Regions from separate parts of the Homo sapiens genome. Here all the other regions are linked to region 1. A link is a loop called in an ENCODE intact Hi-C map of the cell type or tissue named here. Cell type or tissue: heart left ventricle. All regions are shown on one strand.

Region 1 (4,000 bases):
CAGTATGATTCAAGGGGAGGCTGACCTTGCCCAGAGCATCAGGCAGTTTGCCATACAACCAAACGCCCCCCACAGAGGGCCAGTCCTTTGTGTTCATGAATGTTTTGAGTCAGGGGAAAAAATAAATAGGCCAGGTGTGGTGGCTCATGCTTGTAATTCCAGCACTTTGGGAGGCCAAGGCAGATGGATTGCTTGAGCTCAAGAGTTTGAGACCAGTCTGAGCAACATAGTGAGATCTTGTCTCTACAAAAAATAAAAAATTAGCCAGGCATGGTGGTATATGCCTGTGGTCCCAGCTATTTGGGAGGCTGAGGCAGAAGGATCACTTGAGCCTGGGAAGTTGAGGATGCCTTGAACTGTGATCACACCACTGCACTCCAGCCTGGAGGACAGAGCAAGACCTAGTCTGAATAACAAATAAAATAAAATAATAAATAAATAAATAAATGCTCTGAGTCTTGTTAAATGAAAATCCTCCTGAAATGAAAGTTTCTAGTCATTTATCCTTTAGTATGAAGTACCTTCTCAGATTCTTGCCAAAGAGACCACTTTCTAGGTTGGACATAGGAGAAGTCACAGAAACCTTTCTATTTTTACACTTTGATTAAAGGCCTGGCTCTGCTTCCTCAGAGAAGGCCTGTATTGAAATTGCCCTGGGGCTGTCTTTTTTTATTTTTTATTTTTTGAGACAGGGCCTTGCTCTGTCGCCCAGGCTGGAGTGCAGTGGCGCAGTCTCCGCTTACTACAAGCTTGCAACCTCCGCCTCCTAAGTTCAAGGCAGTTCTCCTGCCTCAGCCTCCAGGGTAGCTGGGATTACAGATGCCCACCAACACACCCAGCTAATTTTTTTTTCCCTTGAGACGGAGGCTTATCCTGTCGCCCAGGCTGAAGTGCAGTGGGGCAATCTCGGCTCAATGCAACCTCTGCCTCCCAGGTTCAAGTGATTCTCATGCCTCAGCCTCCTGAGTCGCTGGGATTACAGGCGCCTGCCACCATGCCCGGCTATTTTTTTTTTTTTTTTTTGTATTTTTAGTAGAGACGGAGTTTCCCATGTTTGGCCACGCTGGTCTTGAACTCCTAACCTCAGGTGATCCACCTGCCTCGGCCTGCCAAAGTGCCAGGATTATAGGCATGAGCCACCGCTCTCTTTATTAAAAGAGAGCTCCTGGGGCTCTCTTTTAATAAAGTGCAAAGTCCTGTGTCTTTTCTCATCTGGGAAGCCCTCTCTGCCTTGTCCAGCCATGGTCACCTGTCCCTTCTCTGAGACTCCAGAGCAGCGATCCTTTACCTTTTGTGTGTGTGGACCCCCTTACAGAACAATGTTTTCAAATGCATAAAATAAAAAACAAAGGATTTCGAAGAAATTAATCATATTGAAATGTAAGCATCAAAATATTTAAAAATGAGTGATTTAGTAACATATGTGCTTATTATTTTTCTTTTTATAAGCCTTTGTCAGAATATATGTGCTTCCTAATTAGCATAGTAAGATCTAGTAGCAGGTCTACCAATCTCTTGTCATTTCTTTTTTTCTTTTTTTTTTTTTTCGAGACAGAGTCTTACTCTGTCCCCCAGGCTGGAGTGCAGTGAGGGATCTCGGCTCATAGCAACCTGTGCCTCCTGGGTTCAAGCTATTCTCATGCCTCAGCTTCCCAAATAGCTGGGATTACAGTTGTGTGCCACCACACCTGGCTAATTTTTGTATTTTTAGTAGAGATGGGGTTTCACCATGTTGGCCACGCTGGTCTCAAACTCCTGGCCTCAAGTGATCCGCTTGTTTCAGCCTCCCAAAGTGCTGGGATTACAGGAGTGAGCCACTGTGTTGGGCTCAATCTCTGTAATTTCAAAATAGTGATGGCTCTGTCGCCCAGGCTGGAGTGCAGTGGCGCAATCTCGGCTCACTGCAAGCTCCGCCTTCCGGGTTCACACCATTCTCCTGCCTCAGCCTCCCGAGTAGCTGGGACTACAGGCGCCTGCCACCACGCCCGGCTAATTTTTTTGCATTTTTGGTAGAGACGGGGTTTCACTGTGCCGAAATTTTTATTGTCAATCCTGACAATCATTGAACCCCTTAGTTCTCTTAATACATTTGTCATTTACAGATGAACCTCTAGATGGCGGCAGTGTCCCACAGAATGTCCTTTTCCAGGCCTTAGTATCCCATCCAGGGTTTTTACGTGTCACTTCTCTTTCATTCCTGCAAATGCCAGGAATGACTCCTCTTCACCTCTCCCTGTATAAAATGGCCACCAGAAAAACTCCACAACACACACACACACACACACACACACACACACACACCCCAAAATCACTCGAAAATGAATAAGAATGTGAAAAGAATCAAAACGCTCAGACTTACCTGCTTTGGGGAAAGGAATTATTAGCCTTTCCCCAAACATAAGTGATGGTCAGACAAGGGAGAGGTGATGGTGGTGCTGTGGACCCTGTAAACCCTGAAGTGTCCAAAGCAGTTTGCACCTAGACCTCGGAGAGGGAATCCACGCCCTGTCAGCTCCCTTGCCACTGTGCTTTCTTGCACCAATACAAATACCTCCTGAAAAATTCCAAACTGGTAGCAGCTGAGCAGACGGGAAAAGGCATTTTCCCCACCCTTTCATGAGGATGGCTAACCAGCGGAGACGGCCACCCCAGGGGCGGCAGTGAGTGTGGGGATGAGCAGATGAGCGACGTGGGATTCAATGGCACACAATCTGAATTTGGACAACCGGGTAGATTGAAAGGGCCAGACCCCGAGGGAGAGAGAGGGAGGGCGCTGACTGCTTTGCTCCCTGGGGCTTCCATGGGAACATGAATCCTTAAGTTTTAATTTCAGCAAGTCCTCCAGAAGTTACCAAAGCTGAGAAAACTCTCCTGCTACCATTCCTCTTCAAAAAGTCTGAGAAAGCTAAAAGTCCAAAGGAGGTGAGAAAATAAGGTAACTTTGCTTTGTAAAATGTTATCCATCCTCTTGCAACACAAGCACCAAAGAGAAATCAAACAGGTTTATTTATTGTCAAGCCTTGAGAAACAGACTAAGATAGTAGTGCTGTACCATTCTATGTTGTGAACTTTTTTTTTTTTTGAGACAGGGTCTCACTCTGACACCCAAGCTGGAGTGCAGTGGTCTCAGATCACTGCAGCCTCGACCTCCTGGGCTCAGGTGATCCTTCCACCTCAGCCTCTCAAGTAGCTGGGACTACAGGCACATGCTTCCATGCCTGGCTAAATTTTGTATTTTTTCTAGAGACGGGGTTTCACTGTGTTGCCCAGAACTCCTAGGCTCAAGCGATCCACCTGTCTTGGCTTCCCAAAGTGCCAAAATTACAGGCAGGAGCCACTGCACCCGGCCTGGTGAAAACATTTCAATATCCTCAAGGATCTCTCCATATTGTGAATGGTATCAGGAGCTTCAGACTTGGGATTCAAGTCCCAGGCAGGGTTCTTACCAGTTACATGGCCTCTCCAAGCCCCAGTTACCTTTTCTGTAAAGTGGAGAAAGTCTGGCACCTACTTCATTGGGTTGTTATGGAAATTAAATAGAAAGTGCTTGGTGCAAAACCTGGGGCATTTATTGATGACTAATTAATAAGTTGTCTATTTTGATATGTTGCTAGGCATGTATTCATTCAACCAAGCCTGCTGGATCTCTGAGGACATAAATTAAGATGAGTAAGACCCAACCTCAGGCTTCAAAGAATAGAATATTTACTGTGCTATTGTAAAACTGGGAGATAAAGGAGTGTATATACACCCACTGATAACATATTTCATGATTCTTAGATGTACTTTTTCATAGTTTAACATCTTTGACAACAGTTTTTATTTCTTGATGGTAAAAAAAAAGTAATGATGTGACTTACAATCAGTAGAATCTTAGATTTGGTGAAAAGCAGCATAAGCATAAAGAGAGTTTAATGACAGAGACAGAGCGATCAGCTTACCACCATGATTCAGCCCATAGGAACCCAATCAGAATTCCAGTACAGGGGACAGCTACAGA
Region 2 (4,000 bases), 260 kb after region 1:
CAAATATTAATCTCATCAAAAATGACGTTGAATGAATATTACTGAAGGAAGTTGGTTTTTCAAGTGAATGAAGAGGAAGCAAAAACAAAGTTGAAAACCACAAAAAAGTTAAATTACTTTTGAAACATGGAACCTCATTCATATTTGTTCTCTAAAGGTTTTGTCTTTTACATCTAAGTCCTGGGTTTGATTTTTGTGTGTGTGTGCACATATGGTTAAGAGATAGGAATCCAGTTTGAATTTACTGATGAATTTCCCCAGTGATCTACAATACTACCTGTCATATATCACTTTTACATATATGTAGTTATCTACTCCTGGTCTGTTTTTGTGTTGAATATCGTCTCAATATTTCAGCTTTAAAATATGCTTTGACATGTGGTAGAGCAGGTGTGTTACGAAAAATTTTAGGCCGGGCATGGTGGCTCATGCCTGTAATCCCAACACTTTGGGAGGCCGAGAAGGGTGGATCACAAGGTCAGGAGTTCAAGACCAGCCTGGCCAATATGGTGAAACCCCGTCTCTACTAAAAATACAAAGATTAGCTGGGCATGGTGGCAGGCGCCTGTAGTCCCAGCTACTTGGGAGGCTGAGGCAGGAGAATAGCTTGAACCCGCGAGGCAGAGGTTGCAGTGAGCCGAGATCGCACCACTGCACTCCAGCCTGTGTGACAGAGCGAGATTCCATCTCAAAACAGAAAAAGAAAAATTTTAAATATATATAAACGTAGAGAGAATAAGTTCTTCTGGAACTTTGGGTATATATCAGACCTTTTCCTTCTATTGTTCATGTCTCAATTTCTATTTCATATTTTTTTTCTAATGTCTTTGCTCATGAGTGATAATTACCTGTCATTTTGTTTTTTTTTTTTGAGACGAAATTTCACTCTTCCGCCAAGGCTGGAGTTAAGTGGTGCAATCTCGGCTCACTGCAACCTCCGCTACCGAGTTCAAGCAATTCTCCTGCCTCAGCCTCCCAAGTAGCTGGGATTACAGGCGCGTGCCACCACATCTGGCTAAATTTTATATTTTTAGTAGAGATGGAGTTTTGCCTTGTTGGCCAGGCTGGTCTCGAACTCCTGATCTCAGGTGATCCACCTGCCTTGGCCTCCCAAAATGCTGGGATTACAGGCATGAGCCACTGCGCCCGGCCTGTCATTTTCCTTTCTTTATAATACTTGCTTGGTTTTGGTAATTAGCCTTTTAAGTATTCTCATTTTTTCATTGTTTGAAAAAGTTGTGCAAGTTTGGAATTAGCTGTTATTAGAATTTTGGTATAACTTGCCTATAAAATCACGTCATTCTGGTGTTTCAATTATTGTTTTTTTAAGGAAACTATCCATTTCTTCTATTTTTTCAAATATAGATGCAACAAAGATCACAAAGAGACTGTTATGAGCTATCTTAACTCAATATATCTATTTTTTGAGACAGAGTCTGACTCTGTTGCCCAGGCTGCAGTGCAGTGGTGTGATCATGGCTCACTGCAACCTCCACCTCCTGGGCACAAGTGATCCTCCCACCTCAGCCGCCCAAGTAGCTGGAACTACAGGTGTGTGCCACCATAGGCAAGAGCCACTGCGCTTGGCTTTTTTTTTTTTTGAGGCAGGGTCTTACTCTGTTGCCCAGGCTGGAGTGCTGTAGTGTGACCATGGCTCACTGCAGCCTCAACATCTTGAGCTCAAGCAATCCTCTCATCTTAGCCTCCTGAGTAGCTGGGACTACAGGTGCACACCACTACATCTGGCTAATTAAAAAATTTTTTTTTGCAGAGACAGGGTCTCATGTTGCCCAGGCTGGTCTTGAACTCCTGGGATGAAACAATCCTCCTGCTTAGGCTTCCTAAAGTGCTAGGATTACTGGCATGAAACACCATGCCTGGCCTGTTTGTCATATTTTCTATCATTGGATCTTTGTGCCTAAGTTTTTGGAGAGGTTTCCAATTTTTTTCTTTCCCACTGTTCCTGGGGCTAAGGCCACGATACAAAAGTATTCCCACTGTCTTTCTCATCATATGCGAGGGGATATTCTAGTAAACACACTGAAACTGCTGCTTTTCAGGGCTCCATGCTTTGGGCACATATCTCTGATCTAACCTCCTCAACTTGCTCAAGTCCTGGGCTCTGTCTTCCACGCATACGATACCCTTTAAAGCATAGGCTTTAGACCCTGAGGGAATGGCGGATATTCCTAGGGCAAGCATTAGTACTTTTTTTGAATTTGTACTTGCCCTTTTTTCTAGCCTCAGAAGATAATCATTACCTCTTGATAGTTTAATCATACTCATGTTTTAAAATTATATATATATTTCCATATGTATATGCACAAGTGTGTTTATATACCTATTTTTTCAGGCTTTTTACTGTTGTTTAGCAAGTTTCTCTGGCAGTTGTTAGAAACTTGTCTATCTATCTGATCTTTAAATTGCTGTAATTGTAAATCTCTTAGCATGGCAAATTAAAAACTAAGAAAAGAGCATCATTGCCATCTGGTGGAGAGACCTACTATTACCAATCTAAATGAGACCCAATGATTCAGGCAAGGCCTTCTCATTCCTCCCACATTTAGTAACTGAGTCCTGTCAAATCTTTAATTATTAGGTCTTTCAAATCTGTCCCTTGACTTCCATTCTCCCAGTGCCTTAGTCTAGTTTCTTTTTTTTTTCTTTCTTTTTTTTTGCTAAAATCATTGCTTTTGAATTGGTCTCCTTCTTCTTCTTCTTCTTTTTTTTTTCTAAAGAGAAGGGGTCTCACTTTGTCACCCAGGCTGGAGTGGAATGGCATGATCACAGCTTACTGCCACCTTGAATTCCTAGGCTCAAGGGAACTCCTCCCATCTCAACCTTCAGAATAGCTGGGACAACAGGCGCATGCCACTGTACCCAGCTAATTTTTAAATTTTCTGTAGAGATGGGGTCTCACCATCTTGCCCAGACTGGTCTTCAACTCTTGGGCTCAAATGATCCTCTCGCCTCAGCCTCCCAAAGTGCTGGGATTACAGGTGTAAGCCACTACAGTTGGCTTTTCTCCCTTTAGTTACTATTCTTTCAAAATATTTTCCTTGTTCCTGTTGTCAATCTTATTTTTACACTTCCACATTAATTTGATGTTTTTGTTTTGTTTTCTTTGAGACAAAGTCTCACTCTATTGCCCAGGCTGGAGTGCAGTGGTGCTATCTGGGCTCATTGCAACCTCCACCTCCCGGGTTCAAGCGATTCTCCTGCCTCAGTCTCCTGATAGGTGAGATTACAGGTGTGCGCCACCACACCCAGCTAATTTTGTATTTTTAGTAGAGATGGGGTTTCACCATGTTAGCCAGGCTGGTCTTGAACTCCTGACCCCAGGTGATCCACCCACCTCAGCCTCCCAAAATGCTGGGATTACAGGCATGAGCCACTGCACCCGGCCTTAATTTGATGGGTTCTGTATCAAGTTCTTGCTTATGAGCAAAAACTGTGGAACCAATAACAGCAGTCTGGCTAGAGATGAGAACAATGTAGAAGTCCAATAAATGCTGTCTGAATTGAAAAAGTGGCACCATTTGCTCATTTGCCTAATTTATCTAGGAAGCAGTACACGCGCAGAAATTCCCAAGCTGTTTTCTATAATAACATATTAATGAACGACATTCACATGTGTAATACTCCTGTGGGCTTACCCAGAGTTTTTTTTTTTAAACTTAAAATTATTTTTAATTACAAAAGGCATACATACCTAACACTTTAAACATTCACAGTTTTGTGAATGAACAAATACACTGATAATGCTGAGTGCCAGGGTTTTGACTGTGGAAGAAGATAAAAGTAAGGAATAGGAAAAGGCAAGGAAGAACCCTGTAGCGGTTGGACTGGAACTGGAGATATCAGGAAAACTTGTGATTTCTAATACATGTTTCCTAGCTCTTTCTGTCAAAGGGGCCTAAAAGCAATGACAACCCAGGAGGCTCAGATCATGGTTTCTAAAAACCATTCTCCACTAAAAGAAACTAAGGCTCTTTGGAGA
Region 3 (4,000 bases), 500 kb after region 1:
GTCTCCATTAGAGTAGAACAGTGTGGCTAGAAGAAAACACAATTGTGCCATGGGCCAGTTCATGACCATAAATCTCACCTGAGCTTCTGATACTGATCATCGATCAGTCTGACCTTCTAGTGACTATTTCATACTTGTATCTCTTCAAACCTCTGACAGCCTCATATATCACTGGGGAAATAGCGATCAGACTAGAGATTGCTTATTATCCTCCCACCACCAATTCCACCTGACGGACTAAGGCTTTACTCTCTTCTCTGCCTTCCCCCTTTTAAAACGATGAACTGTCCATGCTTCTGTCTGAAGCCAGCCCCTCGATGGTGCAGTGGATTCCATCCGTGCCCATCCCACCTTTTCAATCATTTTACTTCTGCAATTATCCCCCCCTTTCCTGTCTTCATCAACTTTCTGCCATCACCGTATATACGTTTCCTAATGTAGCTCATCTTCAAAAATGATGTCCCTCCTGGCTCCCCAAAACCAGTAACTTTACAGTGGAGAGACCTGACAAAACACCTCAGCCAGGTGATCAAGGCAACGAGTCATGACGGCGGAATGTACCCTTGCTGTGATGTGAGGAGGTGATAATGGCACTGTACCTCTTTGGTCTTCCTTTCCAAAACCCACAACCTCTGTCCAACCAGAAAAACACCAGACAAATCCAAATGGAAGGATGTTCTACAAAATACTTAACTAGCACTCCTCAGAATTGTCAAGGCCGTCAAAAGTGGGGAAAACCTAAGAGAAGCCTAAGGAGACGTGACAAGTAAATGTAATGTGGTATCCTGAATAGGACCTTAGAACAGAAAAAGAAAGATATTAAGTAACACTAAAAACTGGAATAAAGTACAGGCTTTAGATAATAAGGTACCAATACTGGTTCATTAATTGTGACTTATGTACCATAGTAATGTTAACAATAGAGGAGGCCAGGCACGGTGGCTCACGTCTATATTCCTACCGCTTTGGGAGGCCGAGGCAGGAGGATCACTTGAGCCCACGAGTTTGAGACCAGCCTGGGCAACATAGGGAAACCCCGTCTCTATTCTAAAAATAAAATAAAATAATAGAGGAAACTGAGTGCAGGGAACTCTTATAATGGTCTCACAGCCTTTCTGTAAACCTAAAACTATTCTAAGATAAAAGTCGATTAAATATGAAACCACACACACACACACATACACACACACACACATATACACTCCCACACACTCCCCTGACCCATGTCATCCTCTTGCTCCACTCCATTTCCCTGCTTTCCTGCACAGGGAACCTTCCCAAACGAGTTGTATATTGCTACGGTCTCTGTTTCCCCACTCCAGCCAGCTCATTCCTCAGTCTACTCCAATCTGCTGTCCTTAGCTCCCCACCAAACCTGCTCTTGTTAAGGTTGATGGTGAGCTCCATGTTGGCAAATCCGAGTCAATTTTTTTCCCCTTCCCTTACCTTTCAGTCTAGTGTGTGTGTAATGCAGTTCACTATGCCCTACTTCCCGCAGCACCCTTATCACTTGGCTTTTGAGATACTATACCCCTGGATTTCTTTCTGCTCCTTGGGTGCTCCTGCTCAGTCTGGCTTCTACCAGTGGCCTAGGTTCTGTCTCCCGACCTCTGTTCTTTGCACTTCTATCTCAGAGGCATATTTCATCCCAGCTCATGGAGTTAAGTACAATTTACCTACTGCACATACCCAAATTTGTATCTCCAGCTTTAAACCCTATGAGGTAGGGACTGCTGTCACCACCATTCTACAGAACAGCAGACTTAGGCTATCAGATGTTTAAGGGGCTTCCTTGAGGTTACACAGCAGGAAGCAGCAGGGCTGGGATTTGAACCTAGGTCCGTCTGACTCTAGGTCTGTGTTGTGAGTTGCCAGGCTGCCCGGCCGCCCCCTCCTTCCCAGCTCCCGTCCTGCCTGCCCCCCAGGGCCTCTTGCATGTATTGCTCATTCTGGCCTCAGGCCTTTGTCTCCCTGGTCCACTTCTCCTGGAATGACCTCTTTTCCCGCTGCCTGTCTAATCCTCTTCCATCCCAGCTCTGGTGGGAGATTCTTCACTCCTAAGACCCAGGCTGATCTCTGCTGGCCTCCTCTGGACATTTGCAGGAGTTGAAGTCCACCCTAAAACAACCAAGGGCTCATTTGCATCAATAGTTATCATGCTTTCTGAACCCGCGATGGGACCCTTGGCCCAAGTACAGCTGCACCCGCGGGGACGCGGAAGCACGTGATCTAATGCTTGGACTGGCTGGGAAAACTGGGCCATGGGCCTCCATCATCCCACACCATCTCAGACAGGGTCTCAGTCATCCAGGCGGGCTTTGTTTGGTTCCCCTACTAGCTGGGAAGCTTCTAGAAGGAAGGATCATGATTGCCGAAGAAGTATCATTTTTAAACACTGTGTATTAGGTGGGGCTGGGGAAGTACTTCAAAATCCTTTTCTCCTGGGTCCTGGGGGACCAAGAAAAGTTCAGTCTAGTAGTGAAAGAATTGATTTAGACTTCATTTGAGGTCACAGAGAGGCCAAGCAGTTCCCACAGGGGTCGCTGAGCTCAGAGGAATGTTTGGAAGAAATGGGGGTGACAGGATCATTTTTGGAAGAACTGAGAGTGCCGGAGGGAAGTGAGGAGCAGGAGGCTGGAAGGAAGATTTGGGAAGGGCCATGTGGGAGGCCCAGTGCTGGCTGAGACAGTGAGCGGTGACCTCTGGGGCAGAGAACACAGCCCTTTCACTTACGTGAGTTCAGCCCCAGTTCCCATGATGCTGGCCTGGGCTCTGGCCCCCACCCTGCCACTAACTCCCTGTGTGACTGTAGGCAAGTCGCTTTGTTTTCCTGGGCATCAGTTTCCTCATCTCTAAAATGAGGAGGTTGAAAAAAAGAAGTGATGGGGTTGGGCGACATTGTTTCTCAGCCCCTCTCAGCATCTGAGATAACATCCTGTGCTGTCTTACCCAGGGCCACTACCTCAGGGAAGGAAGAGCCGGGTTAACCTGACTGTTCTTCTGCAGGCCTCCTGGTAAAAGTTTCTTTTTCACAAAAAAGCAGTCTCTTTTGTGCGGGATCCAGGAGAGGAAGGATGTTAAGTGGTTGAATCTTGCATGTTGTAAAAGAAATGAATCTGCATTTCCGTGATCTCCAGAAAAAAAACAGTTCATTCACTCTCCACCCCCATCTGAACATGGGCATCAAAGCCCATGCTGCGGAATGGGATCAGTTTTGCCCTGCATGATCAGAAGGGGCAGGGTTGGCCCTTCTCTACTAGGTAGGGCCTTCTGAGGTTCCAGCCTTGGGTCAGAGTCCCTCTCCCAGAGAGATTCCTCATCCATAAGCCAGCCAACCAAGACAAGTGCTGAGATGTTGTCACAGCCCACCAGGGTTTGCTTGCCTAGAGGGGAATATATCTAGCATCAGGAGGACCCCCAATGGCTGAACGATTGCTGATTCTGCTCGGGCCCCTACCTTGGTCCTTGCACATCTGGTCACACAGGCATGTACCTACTCCTGAGTCACCTACATTTTGAAAATACAAAATCGGGAGCATTTAAGTCAGTCTTCACTGGATTGCTTGAGGCAAAACATGAAGCAGTGATGGCTTGTGTGGGTCTTGTGTCTTGTGCTTGGAGGCTGAGCTCCTCTGACCCATCAGGAACAATGGCTTCGTTGTGTTCCTGGCTTGCTCTGGCTTGCTCGCTGGACTTGGAAGCAAGAGGAGCTTTGAGCTGCCCAGCACCCCCAGGAGCAGGAGGGTATAATCATGGCCCAAGGACAGCACTGTGGACCCCATGGGACCCTGCAGTTGTTAGGGGGCTGGGATGGATAGCACCTTTCCAGGCCTGGATCCTGAATTAGCCAGTGCTTAGAGGCAACTCTGCTCCTGAAGGATGGGCTGAGATGTGTCAGTCACAGAAAAGCTTCAGAAAAGAACAGGTGATGTTTTCAGGAAGTCCAAGATGGCAGGCAAAGGTGGGTAGGAACCTGGCAGAGCCCAGAAACTCCAATCTG
Region 4 (4,000 bases), 350 kb after region 1:
CTCTGTGAACCATCTTCTTAGAAGTCACTGGTAAGGAGATAAAATGATGGGCATTCTTTAACACTGGTGCTGCCCTGCTGTTATGTTATGCTTCTTCCCACCACAATGCCCAGAATCCTCACACTGCAGCCTCTTCACTCCCCAGGGTGCCTGTTGGCCTTCCCTGCAGCATCCTGCCACATGCCCTACCTACCCCTATCCCTATTTTTCTCCCTGCCACTAAAACCTCCCATTGGCACCCTCTTCTCTTTGCACTCCAGTGTAGGTACACTGCAATGAGTTAAACACCACAGCAATTTCTTAAAGGTCACTGGTTCCTAATGATCACGCTGATAAATAAATCCAGTAGGATTGGTTTGCCTGGTTTTCATTCCCAGTTAGAATGTACATAGATCTCTTTTTCTAGTTGATTACATACCAGAAACTCAGAAGAATGGCCCAGCCTCTGAGAACTTCGGCTCAAGCGCTCTTAATGTTTTGCCATTTTCATTTCTAACTGTTTTCTGCTGCAACCTAAGGTCAGGAGACTAGTCATTGTGACTGATGGCATCACCACCCATTGCTGAACTATAGGAAAGGACATTTCCTTAGAGGTTGCTGGTATGGAATACTCATATGATTTAGGAGTGGTCTCCTCTCATAGGCTCCAAAGGAGGCTAGATCACAGATCCCTCCTCCAAAAATGAAATTAATGATTTTATTTTATGTTTCAGAACCAAGAGTGCCAGAAAACCATCCCAAGACTCACACAGAGTTGTTCTTCCATAGTGGATGTTTTGGCCACTGGACATCAGAACCACATTTTGGGTTTGAAGAATCTTCTACATGGTGAGCCTTGGTGGGAAGAAAAGAATATCCCTTCCTTATAGAAGCTGAAATTACAGACTCTTGCTTTCCTTGTCAGACTTAAAAGCTAGTGTAGCCAGAGTTAAATACAGGGCACATTGTCTCTGGAGGCTGCAGCTTTAGTGGTGGGTACACAGTTCAGTTCCTGACCCAGGAAGTGGCACATCAGGGCAGGCAGTGGTGTTGGTTGTGGTATAATTGAGTTCCTGGTTCAGAAGTGACAACTGTACACATGAGTTGTCTAGGGTTTGGTGAAAGCAATGGTATTGAAAGTGGTTTTCTCATCAAATTAGTTCCTGAGTCATGTGTCGGACACTGTTTCTATCTTGAGCAGCTTCTCTAGCCTTTCTAAATCCTGTGACCTGCCTGTGATCCTTTTAAGATTTCTTTCTGTTTAATCAGCCACAAACAGCTTCTGTTGCTTGCAACCCAGGCTCCTGAGAAGAGACTGGAGAAGCAGATCACTTTATTAATGTGCTTCATGTAGAGGGAGTAGAGATTTCCACCTCTACCATACCCAAATAACTGGTATTGGCTGTACCTTTCTAATGTGAGCAACTTTAAAATTGAACAGAATATATGAAACCTCTCTTTTCAGACATTGAACAGCATGTAGCACAGCACCGTGATTCCTGAAAGTAGGGAACAAATGGGGCAAACCCTATCACTCTAACTTTCTGCTGAAAAATGCTGTCTAAATTGCAGCACAATGAGGGGGAACCCAAGCAGAGCATAGTGGTCTTGCTGAGTTGAGGAGATAGTTGAGCAGACTTTTCAAGGCAGAGTATCAGAAAGGAGAGAATATAACAGCAAAACAGGCTCCTGGAATCCCTGTGAATCTGTTGCTGAATACTAAGCTGCACATGCATAAGGTGAAACTTCACAGTGCGATGCAAAGAACTACTGCGGAGCTGTGAGCTGATTGGTTCCCAGGGCTCACTGGGCAATGTTTGAGTTTCAACTCGCCAATGTGAAGAAACCTTGCTGACTGTCCAGGGAATTCAGTAGAAATCCCAAAAGGGTAAGGCATTAGGAGAAGGGCTAACTAAGCCGAAAAGTGAGGTAACTCTAGACTTCCTCCAACAAGGTTTAGAAAGCAGCCTCAAAAAGAGGAAGTTCATCCGCTACTACCGTAACTGCCAGCCAAAACAAATTTTACCATTTTTAAAACAACAAAATACAGACATTTAACAACATTAAATTCAGAATGTTAAAAATACTAGATATGCAAATAAGTAGGCAAATAGAACCCAAAATCAGGAGAAAAATCATTTAATAGAAACAAACCCCAAAATGACAGAGATAATAACGTTAGCAGACAAGGACTTAAAAAATTAAAATAAAACAAGGATTTAAAGGAAAACATGAACATAGTGAAGAAAAAACTGGAAGATATAGAAAATAACCAAATGGAACTTCTGGAGCTAAAAAATACAACACCTGTAATGAATAATTCAGTGGCTGAACTTAACAGTAGGTTAGACATTGTGGAATGAAATATCTGTGACACTGAAGACATAGCAATAGAAACTGTCCCAATTAAAGCAGAGAGAAAGGAAACAAAAGAAACACAGAAACACAGAGCCTCAGTCACCTTAAGATGATATTAAAAACTGGAGTCCTCGAAAAGGATTAACGGTGATGATTTGAAGGCCAAAAACAAGTCCCAAATTTCATGAAAATTGTAAACGTATAGCGCCAAGAAGCTCAACAAATCCAAAGTAGGAGAAAAACAAAGCAAACCATATCAAGCGAGGCACTTTGTAATTAAATCACTGAAAACCAGTAATAAGTAGAAAAAAATTAAAAGCAGAAAGAGAAAAAAAGACACATTTTATACAGGGAACAAAGACAGATATAATTGCAGACTTCTCTTCAGAAATAATGCAAACTAGAACTTAATGAAATCGCGTCTTTAAAGTGATAAAAGAAAAAGAAAGCACTGTCAATCTAGAATTCTATATCCACCAGAAATATTCTGTAAAATTGAAGGTAAAATAAATGTTTGTCAGACAACAAAAGGCTTAAAGTTTTTTTTAAACCAGAAGATCTTCAATACAAGAAATACAAAATAAAGTTCCCGAGGCAGAAAAAACATGGTACCACATGAAACCACTGACCTACACAAAGAAATGAAGAGCACCAGAAATGGTAAATATATGGGTAAATATGAGACATTTCTTTCTCTGTTACAAAATTCCTTTAAAACATAATTGACCTTGGCCGGGTATGGTGGCTCACACCTGTAATCCCAGAACTTTTGGAGGCTGAGGCAGGTATATTGCTTGAGCTGGAGAGTTTAAGACCAGCCTAGGCAACATGGCAAAACCCCATCTCTACAAAAAATACAAAAATATAGTTGGGTGTGGTGGCACACTCCTATAGTCCCAGCTACTCAGGTGGCTGAGGTGGAAAGATCACTTGAGCCCAGGAGTTCAAGGCTGCATGAGCTGAGATCATGCCACTGCACTCCAGTCTGAGTGATAGAGCCAGACCATGTCTCAAAAAAACAAAACAAAACAAAAAAACCCCAAACCATTCTATCTATCTATCTATCTATCTATCTATCTATCTATCTATCTATCTATCTACACATACATGCACACACTATATATGATATAACATTATATATAATGTTAGATATATAATATGTTAGGTATATAATATAACATTAGATATATAATATAATGTTAGATATATAATGTTAGATATATATATATAATTAAAAAAATAAAAAACACAATTGACCATCTAAGGCAAAACTAATAGCAGTATATTACATGGTTTATAACATGTAGAAATAGAACCTATAACAATAATAACAAAAGGGATAGAAAAACAGAAATAGAACTATATTCTTATAAAATCCTTACATTGCGCATTAAATGATATAGTGTTATCTGAAGGTTGTCTTAGTCTCTTCCTGCTGTCATAGCAATCTACCATAGACTGGGTCATTCATAAATAATAAAAGTTCATTTCTCTTAGTTCTAGAGGCTGGGAAGTCTAAGATCAAGGAATCAGCAGATTTGGCATCTGGTGAGGGCTCACGCTCTGCTTCCAAGATGGCATTTTGTTGCTGCATGCTCCAGAGGGAAAGGAACAAACACTATGACCTCACATGGTAGAAGGGAAAAGGGGGTTAAAACAAACA
Region 5 (4,000 bases), 880 kb after region 1:
TGACATGTTGCAAACTTATCTCCAATGGGGCGGGAATTTCTCAGTACAATTTCTCAACTACGAGACAGTCTTGTGCCCCGCTCTAGAGCTTATGACCTGAATTACCTGGGGGAGATAATGCTGGATGATCCTCTGACCTTTTCTATTTGAAGAAGCTTTACTGTTAGCAACTCATTCATCAAGACACGCACTCTTCTGTGTGGAAATGGGCATCTTGAGCAAAATCCGATTTTAAATGATGCTTGTGAATAACTTGGATTATGGAAGGGGAACATAGCCTATTAACCCTTGGGAATGAGAATTAGGCATGAGTGACAGAAAGAGATCTTCAGCTTCTTTTCAGAAGGACAGAGTCCCATAAGGGCTTACTCAAGGAATCCGGAGATCTTTCCTAGATCTGGAGTTTGGCTCCTCTGAGACGTGTTGGGGAGGGTGAAGACGGGGAAAGCTGCTGAGTCTGCAGACACTCCCCTTGCCAGTTCAGCAGTTATCCACCTATCACTTAGCTTGACTAAATAACTTTTAATCTCACAATAGAGCTAAAAGCCTCAGTTATTAAATGAATTTTGGAAGGCAAAACATAGTTGTTTGGGGACAGCAAAGCTTGAAGAAAAGGTTTTTCTATGTGTCTTTACAAGGGAAGAAAAAGAAACTATGTCTTATTTCTGTTCTGTAATAATGTCGCTCAGAGGGACATCTGTGCTAACATCACTACTGGGAAATCCTGGCGTCTGTGTCAAGTGGGATGAACAGAGGCCCTGGGGCCGCTGTATCCTGCCACTGTATCCATCCAATGGCAGAGCTCAGAGCCAGAGAGCATGCAGGGCAGGAGCCAGGCCTACAAACCCTGGTCTCTGAACTCTTACCTGGGGTCTCTTTTCTATATGACCCTGTCTCCCTGAAGCTCCCAAAGGGGATCTCAGCCTCAGAAAGGAACACGTGAAAACCCCCAAACTGGTCTGGGAAAATAGCTACAAGTTCTGCAGCCCCAGAGTACATCAGGCTACTTATGAATGCTTCAAATCTCATTTGGAATGAGGTAGAGTATAAAGACACAGAAAGTTAATTGGAGTAGCACGAAGAGGGACTGAGACCAATTATTCTGTGGCCTCAGGGCTGGTGCATGACCCCCGAAGCTCTTTTATTTACTCCTGGGTAAGAAGGTCTGGGTCATGGTGGTGACCTCCAAGGAAGGTTTGATGGCAGGGTTTCTGAGAGTGTGTCCCTCAGCCAGCATGGGTACAGTCTTGCCCTTACCACTGACTTATCTCCAAACCTTGGGACAGAACTTTTCCACACTCTGACCTCCCACTTCCCACTCACTAACCTGGGGGACAGTAATGAAGCACCAACATAGAGTGGGTATGGGCATAAAATTAGGATAATGAATACAAAAAGGGATATAGAAAAACCAAGGCACCATTGTCAGGCTGTGATGGTTATTCCTCTTCTGCAGATGCATATGTCCCTTACCAGGCATATCTGATAATGGTCACGAGAGCAGGAGGTTTTGCAAGTGTAAGTCCCTCCTCAGCCTCATCATTCTCGGATGGCTGCAGAATTATTATTGTGCAAATTATGTCTGCAGAACTTATTGTCTGAAGCACAGTCGGACAGAAGGAGATATCTGGAGCTGTAGAGGGGAAACAGGCCTAGGACTGGCCTCCTTCCCACTTCTTTTCTCAGTCTCTCCTCTAGCTTCATCTTTCTATCCTCACCCACCCAAAGGCCAGGATAGAAGACATCCTCCCTCACCCAGCCCCAAACTCAAGCTGATCTCAGGTTTTGGGTATGATGATGGGGGAGGGAGTGTCAAACTCAACTCAAGGGAGTGGTGTTGACAGGTCTAGGGCCAGGCAAGAGCTTTAAGAGAGGGAGCTGTACCCTTCTCTCTGCAGTACACTTGGAACCAGGGACAGAGGCAAGGGAAAACAGATAACCATAACATCATACACTCGCTCTCCTCTTACCCTGGCCTGGAAGGAAATTAAGGCAGATATGGCCATGGAGTGCCCAGCCCTCAAGAAGGTCTTGGAGAATGAAAGAACTGTTAAATCAACAGGCAACGGGTGTGTGAAAACCCACCAGGGCTGCTAGCTATTTCAGCTAACAAGCTCACTCTTGGTTAAAGAGGCCTCAGAGCTCCTTGGTCCATCCAATGGCAGAACTCAGAGGTCAGGAAGCAAATCTGAGGGTCTCACCCTGGTCACAAGGGGAGGTGGGTGCTGACTTGGATCGATCTTCCTCAGATGGTGAGCTTCCAGAAGCAGGCTGCGGGGACTCGGCACCAGCAATGAGCTAGAGAGGAGAGAAAGCAGGGACAGAGGCATCAGAAGGGAGGGTTGAGAGTTTTCTGATGTCAAAAGCATCAAGATGCCGTATAAGAGCCATGAGAGTTCCCAGAGCAGCAGGAATTCAGTAGATCTCTGTCCTCTTGCAGCCATCGCCAAAGTAGCCAAAATGAAGTTCGATCCCTCTGTGACGTCTGACCAGAGCAAGAACCACAAAAGGAATTTCAGTGCACCTTCCCTACATTCACAGAAGGATGATGTCTTCCCCTCATTCCAAAGAGCTGAGACAGAGGTACAATGTTTGATCCAACCCCATCCAAAAGGATGAAGTAGTTCGGGTTGTGCGAGGACACCATAAAGGTTAGCAAGCTGGAAAAGTAGTCCAGGTTTACAGGAAGAAATACATCATCTACATTGGACGGGTACAGCAGGAAAAGGCTAATGTTCAACTATCCACGTGGGTATCTACCCCAGCAAGGTGGTTATCACCAGGCTAAAGCTGGACAAAGACTGCAAAGAGATCTTTGAACGGAAAGCCACATCTCACCAAGTAGGAAAAGAGAAGGGCAAATGCAAGGAAAAAACAATTGAGAGGATTCAGGAATAAATCTTACATATAACTTTCATTAAAAACTGCTAAAATAAAAAAAAAAGAGAGTGTTCCTAATACCCAGTGTTACTTGCTGAATTGATATTCTGAAAGCACAGACTCAAGGTTTCATTTGCCAATTTAAGGGAAGAAAACAAGAGACTTCAGTTTGTTCACTTTTAATTCTATCCAAATACAATTGACCTTTCTAAGCAAAGCTCACCCCATGTCTTCCATAACGTCCCCCTCCACCTATCCAAGCAATGCAAGTTATCTCATGCAAAGCAATGTGACACTTGTCTCTAACACCTGTTTGGCACTTATTTATATCTTATTCAGCTTTTTATAGTTAGTATCTTTATGTGTATATTGTGAGGTGTTCTCCACTTAAGTAGACTATAGGATACTTAAAGGTAAGACTCTGTCCGGCACTTTTATTGCCCCTAGTGACTTACACAAAGTAAGAAACATAATAGATGCTCAATAAATATTTTCAGATATATTGATATTTGTTGGTAAATTTTAATAGAACACCTCCAGTGAGGTTTGTTCCTTCGCATAGATGCTGGCATATCCACTTTGAGTCTCCATTAACATCAGTGGTTTAGACTCAAAGATCACAAACACTTCTGCTCCCTTTTAGTACTAACTCTTGGTCTACCTGCTGTGCACACACATCCTTTCTGGATGATGGACTAGTTGCAAGGGGCAACACGAGGGCTACCAAAACACCAGAAAGTCTGATATTCCTGCAAAGAAGCCTTTGAGCTTCAGACCAAGGGCACTCCTCTCCCAACCTCTCATAGTGACTTGAGTTACAACTTGGTTTTTCCCAATTTTGGCATCAGAAGCATCCCAGCAATAAAAATATCAGGACTACAGTCCCTCAGCCTTCCACCCTGCCCCTTCTTGAATTTCTCCATGTTGGCTTCTTACCTGTTGGTTCTTCCAAATCCAAGACAAGGCAGACAATGTCTCACAGCTGGCATGACAACCCATGTAAATATAGCGCAAAGACAGCAGGTACTGAGTTTTCTTTCAAATGTTTCATGACAAAGATTCTGTCTTAATTTACTTCTAGACAAGAATAAAAACCATGTCTCCTGAAAAGGGTTCTCTC
Region 6 (4,000 bases), 240 kb after region 1:
TTTGGCCATTTTCTTAAATTACCAGCTATATTTTTGGTAATTATAGCCCATGTATCTTATCACGCCAATTACCTAGTGAGTGACTTTGGGTTTAAGTATGAGTGCTTAAAATGTTTCTGATCCTTTGCTAAGTGCTGTGTATAGACTATCCCATCTAATCTGCATAACAAATCTATGAGGAGATGTCATAACTTATTACCCTCATTCTTTTGAGAGGAACTAGGGACTAGAAATGTCAACAAACTTGCCCAGAGTTCTGGCTCGCTCTGTGAGTTGAGCAAGTTATAGCCACTGTGCGCCCCAGTCTCTTCATCTGTAAAATGGGGTGAATAACAGTGCCTACTTCATAAGACTGCCAGGAGAACTAGATGAACTAATGCATAAAGTGCTCAGGACAGCGCCGGGCCCATTGGTGTTTGTACCTGGTTTGCATTTCCATTTCTCCCTTGGCTGCTGTCTTCCTCAAATCATTGGCATCCATTATTGGGCAAATTCCATTCCCCACCTTGTCTGGATGCTCCACCCTGCCTTGGGCCAGTGACTGGGGCCAGTGACTGGTCTGTGTGGAGGGTTTGGATGATGGCTGCAGCAGCTTTGGTGCCTGGCATTTCAACCCTGGTTTCTTGGGTCTTGCGGTGGTGGCTGGGGTATGGCAGATAAATAAATGAACATCTAAGAGGCAGAGCTGGATGTAATCCAGGGGGTTTGATTTCAGAGCACAAGTTCCTACCTACTATCTGTGACTTCTTTCCTTGTTGACTGTGTCTTGTTCTGTTTCTTCTGAAAGCTTTGGCAGGGACTTTGATTTTCATTTTACAGATGGAAAACTGAGCTATCATAGACATGATCCAGCCAGGGCCACACACCTGTTTCTCTTCCTGAGAATTCCATGGTGATACTTCCTATATTCATATGGACCAGGCACCATTCTGAGCACTTTACACATATTAACTAACAGATCTCACATGCAGTTTTAGGCACAAAGTGCTGCTATTTATCCAATTTTGCAGATAAGGAAGCTGAAGCACAGAGTGGCCTGATTCTGTGATCATTCTTGTCCTCTGCCTGAGCCCTCCCTCAGAACTGGGGCCAACTAATTCTGCATGCAAGGCCTACAGCAGGTGCTCTAGGTTGGTAATCTAGGGACTGAGTACCAAGGTACTCGTTGTACCACGCTTTGCCCACCTTTTCTGCATTGGTCTGTGGCCAAGGCCTCAAATTGACCCCAGATTTCAATAAGTGTTTCGGCCTAACTTCCATGGGTACATCAGATCCTCCCAGTCTGGCTCACTGCCAGGTGACCAATCGCCATAGTTTGCCATGAGAATGTCCCAGTTTTGAAGCTGAAAGTCCTGTGTTGCAGAAAACCTCTAAGTCCTGCAGCTATTTTCTGACCCAGCAATGTTCTGCTCCTTAGTGGTTATTAATCCTTGCAACTTCCTATAGATTTCCAGAGGATAACCTCTCTTCTCCAAATGATCCCCCAAATCATTTCAATTTAGCAGCAGCTGCAACACATTTTAAACCACAAGAGTATAAGCAACATTATTAGGGATACTCTCTTTCCTGATGAAAGGGATCTCTTGGGTTTACTTTCCTAAAATCACACCAGAAGAACATAACTAGCCAAGTCAGCAGTTTCCTCTCTGCCCTTCACACATGACCCACTGGGCTGTTATTTAATTTTCCCGCCCTCCCTCTGCATTTTCGTTCTCCCCAAGCACTTCTAATGGTTTCCTTTCTGTCAAGGCAAGCAGCATAATGCAGAATAAAGAGATCTGGGCTTGGCATCTGGGAGACAGCTTCAGTAGAGGAAAGAGCATGGGCGCTGTGAGCAGAAAGATCTGGTGTGAATCTTGACTCTGACATGCCGTTTTATGTCCTTGTATAAGTTACTTAACCTCATTGCACATCGCCTGTAAAAGGATAACATGAGAAAGTCCGCAGTGGCGTACGTAAAGTGACTTGCACAGAGTGGGATGTGATAGACATTAGATGATTGATGAAACAGGCCTCAGTTCAAGATGGGAGCTCCTGACAGACTGGCAGGTTCCTGATCCTGATGGGGTAAATGTGTCCAGGGAGGTGCCGCTGGGCAGCTGTTACCTGCCTGATGTGGTCTCCTGACTGGATTCTATGCTTCTTACCTTTAATGTCACTTCCCTAGGGAAGCCTTATTATAAACTCACAGGCTACTGTACTCTTTCATAGTGCTTTTCATAAGTTGAATTCAAATTTTATTTCAGTAATTATTTTATTTCTATCTTCCCACCTGACCACAAACTCCCTAAAGGCAGGGACCATGATCTATCTTGTTCACTGTTGTAGCTTCAGCTGCCAAATCAGTGTCTGGCACACAGTAGGCATTCAATAAATGCTTGTTGAATAAAATGAATAAATTAAGTGGCCATTCAAAGGTACTGGAAGAGAGAATTCCGTAAGGAAGCGTAGGCAGTAACACACCACTAGATGGCGCTAATGCCATGCATGTAAACTATCCCACCAGCTTTCTCAAACCAGAGTGATGGGTGGCTAACAGTCAATTTCCAATTTGACTTGGAAGTGATTCCGCCGAGAGTGTAACATCTTGTACTGAGCACCATGCTAGGCAATTTAACAGTTATTACAATTCTTACAACAATCACAGAAAAAAGTAGCCCATTGTACAGATGATGAAATAAATTCCCAGTAATTTTAAGTAAATTTTCTAAAGAGACACAACTTGTAGGTGATGCAGTAAGGCTCTGAACCCAGATCTGTTGGCCCCCAAGCTGTGTTCTTTCCAGAATATCTCAGTGCTTCCACTTTAGTGGTCTAATGCAACCAATAAACAAGCTTCCTGGTGCGATAGGGCCCCCTGCCCACCCCCACAGTTGGTTATTTTATTACGTACCCAGTTAGAACTCTCCACACAGTCATTGATTTCTTAAAAGTCAACTTATAAGAAAGGGATAATAAAAGGCAGAATAGATTCAATGTCTCTTAAACCAGACTTTTACATCTTGAGCTCCATTGATGAGCGAAGTGTAGCATTCTGAGGAAGGAGGAAATAATCTTTAACGTATCAATCAATCATCGATAGGTCTTCATTCAGCACCTCTGTTGCACACACAGGGCTGAGCAAACACAGATGGGCTTACAATCTGGTTGGGGACAGAAGACATGCACATATGGGACATACCAATATACAACAGTACCTAAGTACCTTGTGGACGATATATACAATATGAGCACTAGGAATCCGGAGGCCAGAAAGATTCCTGTGACTGGGGTGGTCAGGGCTGACCCTCACAGAAAACACATTCAAGGAGACAGCAAGTTAACTAGTCCCTTTCTACTCAAGGTATAGACCAAGGACAAGCGGCATTGACACCACCCGACAGCTTGTTAGCAATGCAGAATCTTGGGTCTCTTCCCTGACCTCCTGAACCAGAATCTGCATTTTAACAAGATATCCAGGTGATCTGCAATGTTTAAAGACTGTTGAGGATCCAGTGTTTGTATTCATATCTCTTTAAAGTGAACGAACACTCTAATTTCACTGTTTAGTTTTAATTTGGCATTTTGTTTTGCTTTTAGAAGAATGTACTAAATACTCTTAAGCTTCTGCCATTCTTCACTCCAAGAATCTATGGAAAATCCTAATAGCTAAATCTTCTGTGGCCTGGTGATTTCTTAACTGGAAGAAAAGCTGTTATCCGAAGCACCTTTTCATGTATTTATGCAACAGGAATTATTGTTCAAGAAACTAGACTTTAAAAAACCAAAGATATATTTTTTTGAGTGACTAAAGGAAGTTTACGTTATGCTCACTACAATTCGGGTACAGTCTAATTCTTTGCAGATTGCTAATCTATGTATGCTAGACTATGGAACCACAATACTAGATCACGTTTCCTCAGGTCATTCCCCACCTCCCCACACTGTCCCCCCATACATCATTTTGAATCAGTGGAAGTTGTTGTCATGTGGAATTTGTAATAATTCTGATAGAGAAAAT
Region 7 (4,000 bases), 880 kb after region 1:
TTGATCACTGTTCTGCCATAAAAGAAATCCCTGGTGTTATTCAACACCATTTTGTGCTCCAAAAGCTGCCATATGATGAGGAATCCTTAGCCTTGTTATTCTACAACGCACAAAGGAGAACACTGCTGACATTGAAGACATCCATTCCCACTCCCTCACTCATTCACCAAGCTGACCTTCAACGTGGCTTCCCATGATCCACCACGTACAGGGGCTCCATAGAGCCCTCACAACTAAACTGGACCCCTCCTAGGATGTTGGGCTTCTTGATAATGGTGTAAAGAAAACTTGCCAGAGTGGCTCCCTGCCTGGAAAGCCACCTCAGATAGTGAGAGGGAGGGCTACCTGCTGGGGACAGGGGGAAGTGGGAGGGTTCCTCCAACAGAAGGGACCCTGTGCTGGATCAGGCACAAGAAACTAGCAATGTGAATCAGAGCAAGGCCCCACTACCTTGGGAGTCCCTGAGACTAGATGAGATGCCAGGTCTGACTCTGCCAAGATGGAGTGCCTATGAGCAAAATAGTTTTACTTCTCTGAAACCCAATTTTCTCACTGGTACCAAAAGGAAAGAAAAGAAAAAAAAAAAGGAAAAGAAAAGAAAGGAAAAGAGAGAGAGATAAAGAAAGATAAGGTGACTTTGAAAAAATCTTCCAAGTCTTTGATTCTGTCCGTGGGTACCTGTCAAGTGTGAGGCCCTGTGATAGGCACCATGGAAAATACAAAATATGATACATTTCTCATGAATCTAAAATTATGCTCTAGTGGAAAAAAGAAGAAAGTTAACTCCATCACTGAGTCTCTATTATTCAGGATTCTGTACACACACAAACCCATAAATATTAGGCATTACACAACACACATGAAAAATGAGAAGAGTTAGTAATTCTTATACTTGTGCAGAAAAAGGGATAGATTCCTATTAAATAGTGGTCTCTGAGGAAAGTTTCGTAGACAAAGAAATATGTGTCCATCTTGAAAGATAAGCAGAATGATTTCCAGATTTTCAGACGATATTTCTTATTCTCCTGAGAGATCAGAAGGATAGGAAAAATTCCACTGGATCAGGGTTCCTCAGTATGGAATGGGCATTGTGTGTGTGTGGGTGCATGTGTATGTGTGTGTAAGAGAGAGATGGGGGACCCTGGGATCAAATAAGTTCGGAAAAGTAGATTAAACAAAGGTAATTTTGTTTTCATTGCAGGTCTCCTCAAGGATGCTAATAAACATACGTGTGTTGAGACTAAGAGAGGTTACGTTTGCAGTGACTCCAACTATGGGTCACAGAGTCCTTTCTTCTTACAGCTGCTCAAGTGATTGGGGTTCTGAGAAATCCTCTCTGGGAAACGGTGTACCAAAGATAATGTAAACTCCATGAGGTCAGGGACTAGTCTAGTTCACCACTGTATCTCCAGCACCTGGCATGGCATCAGATACACGGGAAGGATATAATGAAATATAATAAAAGAAAAGTTTGCCAAATGACTCAATGAATAACTATTGAATTTTAAGTGGAAAAACTGGCATTCAAAATGACATGGAGATGAGAATACACCCAGAAGCAAGGTATCACCTCTCCATGATGTCACCCTCAGGGTCTGGGTTCCACATAAGCCACAGCTAGGAGTTTCAGGTGATGTCTGTCTTTGCCTTCTCAAGAAGCAAAATACTACAAACATCCATAATGATCCTAAAAGACTTTAACTCCTCCCAACCCCTCAAAAAGGATAACAAAATTAGAGCTTCATGAAGAACATTGCTGTTTCTTTACTAAAAACAGGTAACAAATTAGTTAATAATACTCGAGTCAGACTCTACCATGGAGTTATGGATTATCTTTGTTTCTTTACTGCCACCTTCTGGTTCCCAGACACCTATGCGGTAAATTAAAAATGCTGCCTTATATTTGTGTTTCACTATGAAATTTTAAGCATTTGTTCACATCCTTTATTTCAGATGACATTACACAGATTAGAAGAGATTAAGGTGGCCTTTACTCTTTTTCATATGACATGAAAATAACTTAGAAGTTAAGTGATTTGATTAGTGATAGAAAGTTAGGAGCAGAGCAAGGACTAACCACACTTGTTGGTTTTTCCAATGAGCAAACAGTGAGTTTAGCCATTTGGCTTTGTCCAACTCTGGCTGCAAAGAATTCTACAGCTCTCTCATCCCTTCACAAGCACAACCTTGAATGGAAAATCCTGTGCCCTAAAAAAGAAGATGCTGTTCAAATACATCCTGATCTTTTCAAGGGTAAAACCCATCCCACTTTACAAAGTCTTTGAGAGAACAATGTAGAGGGTCTAAAATTGGTATTTTATCTGATAGTCAAGATGCCCCAACATGGCAGCCAGCCAGCTTCTTCCTAACATACCTTGGTCTGGAAGCAGCAGTAGAGTTGGGTAAGGTACGGGTGTTTCCGTGCCAGAGCCAAAATCCTCTTCTCTGTCATTGTGCAGTCCACGTCATCATCCTGAAGGATGACGTCCTTCTTTAAGACCTTCACAGCATATACTTCATCTTTGCCCTTGAGTTCTGCCAACATGACCTGCAATCAATCAATTGCCTCCATCAATCTATGCATGTATGGAATAAAAAGAAGAAGTGTAAGCTAATACCAAATACTTCAAAAACGAATTCTGTTTTTTCTTTAATTTTAAATATTATAACAAGCCTGGTGTGGTGGCATGCACCCAAGATACTTGGGAGGCTGAGGTAGAAGGATCATTTGAGCCCAGGAGTTACAGATCAGCATGGGCAACATAGCAAGACCCCCTCTCAAGATGTATACATAATGTTTAAGAAAACTTCCTATTCTACAATTACTACCGTTCTACAGTTACTACATTCTAATAGTTACTACAATTTATTTATTTTTGATCTCTGGCACAATGCCCAGGCATAGAAAAGAGAAGTTCAATGCACATCTGTTGAATGGTTATTCATATGTTTATATGTGTTTGTCATACTTACAATTACAGTACACCAACTATTTTTACAGTTACAGTACAGTAAAATAATGTAACTATTTTTAACTGAACATTATCTTACAGACATTCTCCATATGGTCTCCATTATTATCACGGTTGCTTATACTCAATTCAAGTAAATATAATTTATTTAACCATTTCCCTCAAATTAGGCACTTCAGTTATATCTAATCATTAAGTATTATATAAGTTGCATTGAGTATTTTTGTACACAATTAAAACAATTTCTCTTGGATTACATTTGTAAGATGGAAACCCTCATAAGTAGATTAAAGGGTGAAGCATTTTGCACATTTCCTATTTTCAGAAAGGATGTGTGATACAATGTGCCACTAGCAATGTAGAAGTGTTGGAGTTTCATGGTGACTTACCAATACTGAGTAGTTTCACTTAAAAAGTATTTTTGCTCACTTAATAGGTGTGAAATGTTACCTTGATGCTATTTTTACTTAAAATGAAACTTTAAAATTAACTGTTTTCTGACTGTATTTCTTTTCGTGTAAATTATTCACGTCTCCTTTGTCTAATTATGCTGCTATCATATTAATTTCTTACAAATTTATACACATGTGATATATAAAGATACTAACCCTTTACTTTCTGTAAAAGGTTTTCTAAGCCTGTTTTATAATTTTCTGTTATTTTATTCTATTGAAAAGAATCATGTATCTTTATGTAGTTGAATCTGTCCTTGTTTGCCTTTATGGTTTCTTTTATAACTCTGAAGCTGGAAACGTGATTCCTTTTCAAGAGAGCTAATTAACAGTTCTATGTTCTTAAAGTGTTCCTATCATTTGATATTTTTGCACTCATTTACCTACAAACGTCACAAGCCTTTCTCTTCTTAAATAAGTAACTCCTAAGTACAGTATTCCAATGTAAGTCATCAAAGCTAAAAAGCAGCCATCAGAAACTTAATGAGGGAATTCATGATGTTAACCTGAAGACTTTTTGTCGCCCGCGTATTTTACAGACTCTTTAAAACTGGCTCAAACTTTGGCTGTGATTTT

Evidence for each region. A loop is a pair of places that touch in the nucleus more often than their neighbours do. Peaks named below come from ENCODE experiments on the same cell type or tissue, not always from the same donor. Only the 100,000 strongest peaks of a DNase experiment are listed, where the experiment ranks them.
Region 2: a loop joins it to region 1, with 10 times the contacts of the local background. A loop is called at or near these places in 78 of 110 quality-filtered maps.
Region 3: it touches region 1 in a loop (2.3-fold over the local background); 2 of 110 quality-filtered maps call a loop at or near these places.
Region 4: it touches region 1 in a loop (4-fold over the local background); 15 of 110 quality-filtered maps call a loop at or near these places.
Region 5: it touches region 1 in a loop (4-fold over the local background); 34 of 110 quality-filtered maps call a loop at or near these places.
Region 6: it touches region 1 in a loop (4-fold over the local background); 102 of 110 quality-filtered maps call a loop at or near these places.
Region 7: a loop joins it to region 1, with 3 times the contacts of the local background. A loop is called at or near these places in 18 of 110 quality-filtered maps.

The regions. Positions count from the first base shown.
Region 1 is chr2:46,887,324-46,891,323 of GRCh38, reverse strand. No RefSeq gene overlaps it. Among named protein-coding and RNA genes, the nearest start is that of MCFD2-AS1, 10 kb to the left of the region's middle. RefSeq lists a silencer at 836-1,020. In heart left ventricle, a CTCF peak has its summit at 2,103 (motif pointing right); no DNase peak of the experiment used is centred here; H3K27ac peaks cover 703 bases.
Region 2 is chr2:46,631,020-46,635,019 of GRCh38, reverse strand. No RefSeq gene overlaps it. Among named protein-coding and RNA genes, the nearest start is that of CRIPT, 16 kb to the right of the region's middle. In heart left ventricle, a CTCF peak has its summit at 2,490 (motif pointing left); no DNase peak of the experiment used is centred here.
Region 3 is chr2:46,387,736-46,391,735 of GRCh38, reverse strand. No RefSeq gene overlaps it. Among named protein-coding and RNA genes, the nearest start is that of LINC01820, 4.4 kb to the left of the region's middle. In heart left ventricle, a CTCF peak has its summit at 2,116; DNase peaks (open chromatin) are centred at 2,201 and 2,693; H3K27ac peaks cover 1,861 bases.
Region 4 is chr2:46,532,641-46,536,640 of GRCh38, reverse strand. ATP6V1E2 (ATPase H+ transporting V1 subunit E2) reads left to right here. Exons shown (of 5, transcript NM_001318063.2): 3 at 1-30; 4 at 714-828. Among named protein-coding and RNA genes, the nearest start is that of RHOQ, 7.8 kb to the left of the region's middle. In heart left ventricle, no CTCF peak of the experiment used is centred here; no DNase peak of the experiment used is centred here.
Region 5 is chr2:46,002,840-46,006,839 of GRCh38, reverse strand. It overlaps PRKCE (protein kinase C epsilon), which reads right to left. Exons shown (of 15, transcript NM_005400.3): 8 at 2,202-2,298. It also overlaps the pseudogene RPL26P15. Among named protein-coding and RNA genes, the nearest start is that of EPAS1, 290 kb to the left of the region's middle. In heart left ventricle, no CTCF peak of the experiment used is centred here; no DNase peak of the experiment used is centred here.
Region 6 is chr2:46,649,190-46,653,189 of GRCh38, reverse strand. LOC105374584 (a long non-coding RNA gene) reads right to left here. Exons shown (of 2, transcript XR_940058.3): 2 at 1-4,000. Among named protein-coding and RNA genes, the nearest start is that of CRIPT, 34 kb to the right of the region's middle. In heart left ventricle, CTCF peaks have their summits at 2,261 and 2,463 (motif pointing right); no DNase peak of the experiment used is centred here.
Region 7 is chr2:46,008,892-46,012,891 of GRCh38, reverse strand. PRKCE (protein kinase C epsilon) reads right to left here. Exons shown (of 15, transcript NM_005400.3): 10 at 2,375-2,548. Among named protein-coding and RNA genes, the nearest start is that of EPAS1, 290 kb to the left of the region's middle. In heart left ventricle, a CTCF peak has its summit at 1,855 (motif pointing left); no DNase peak of the experiment used is centred here.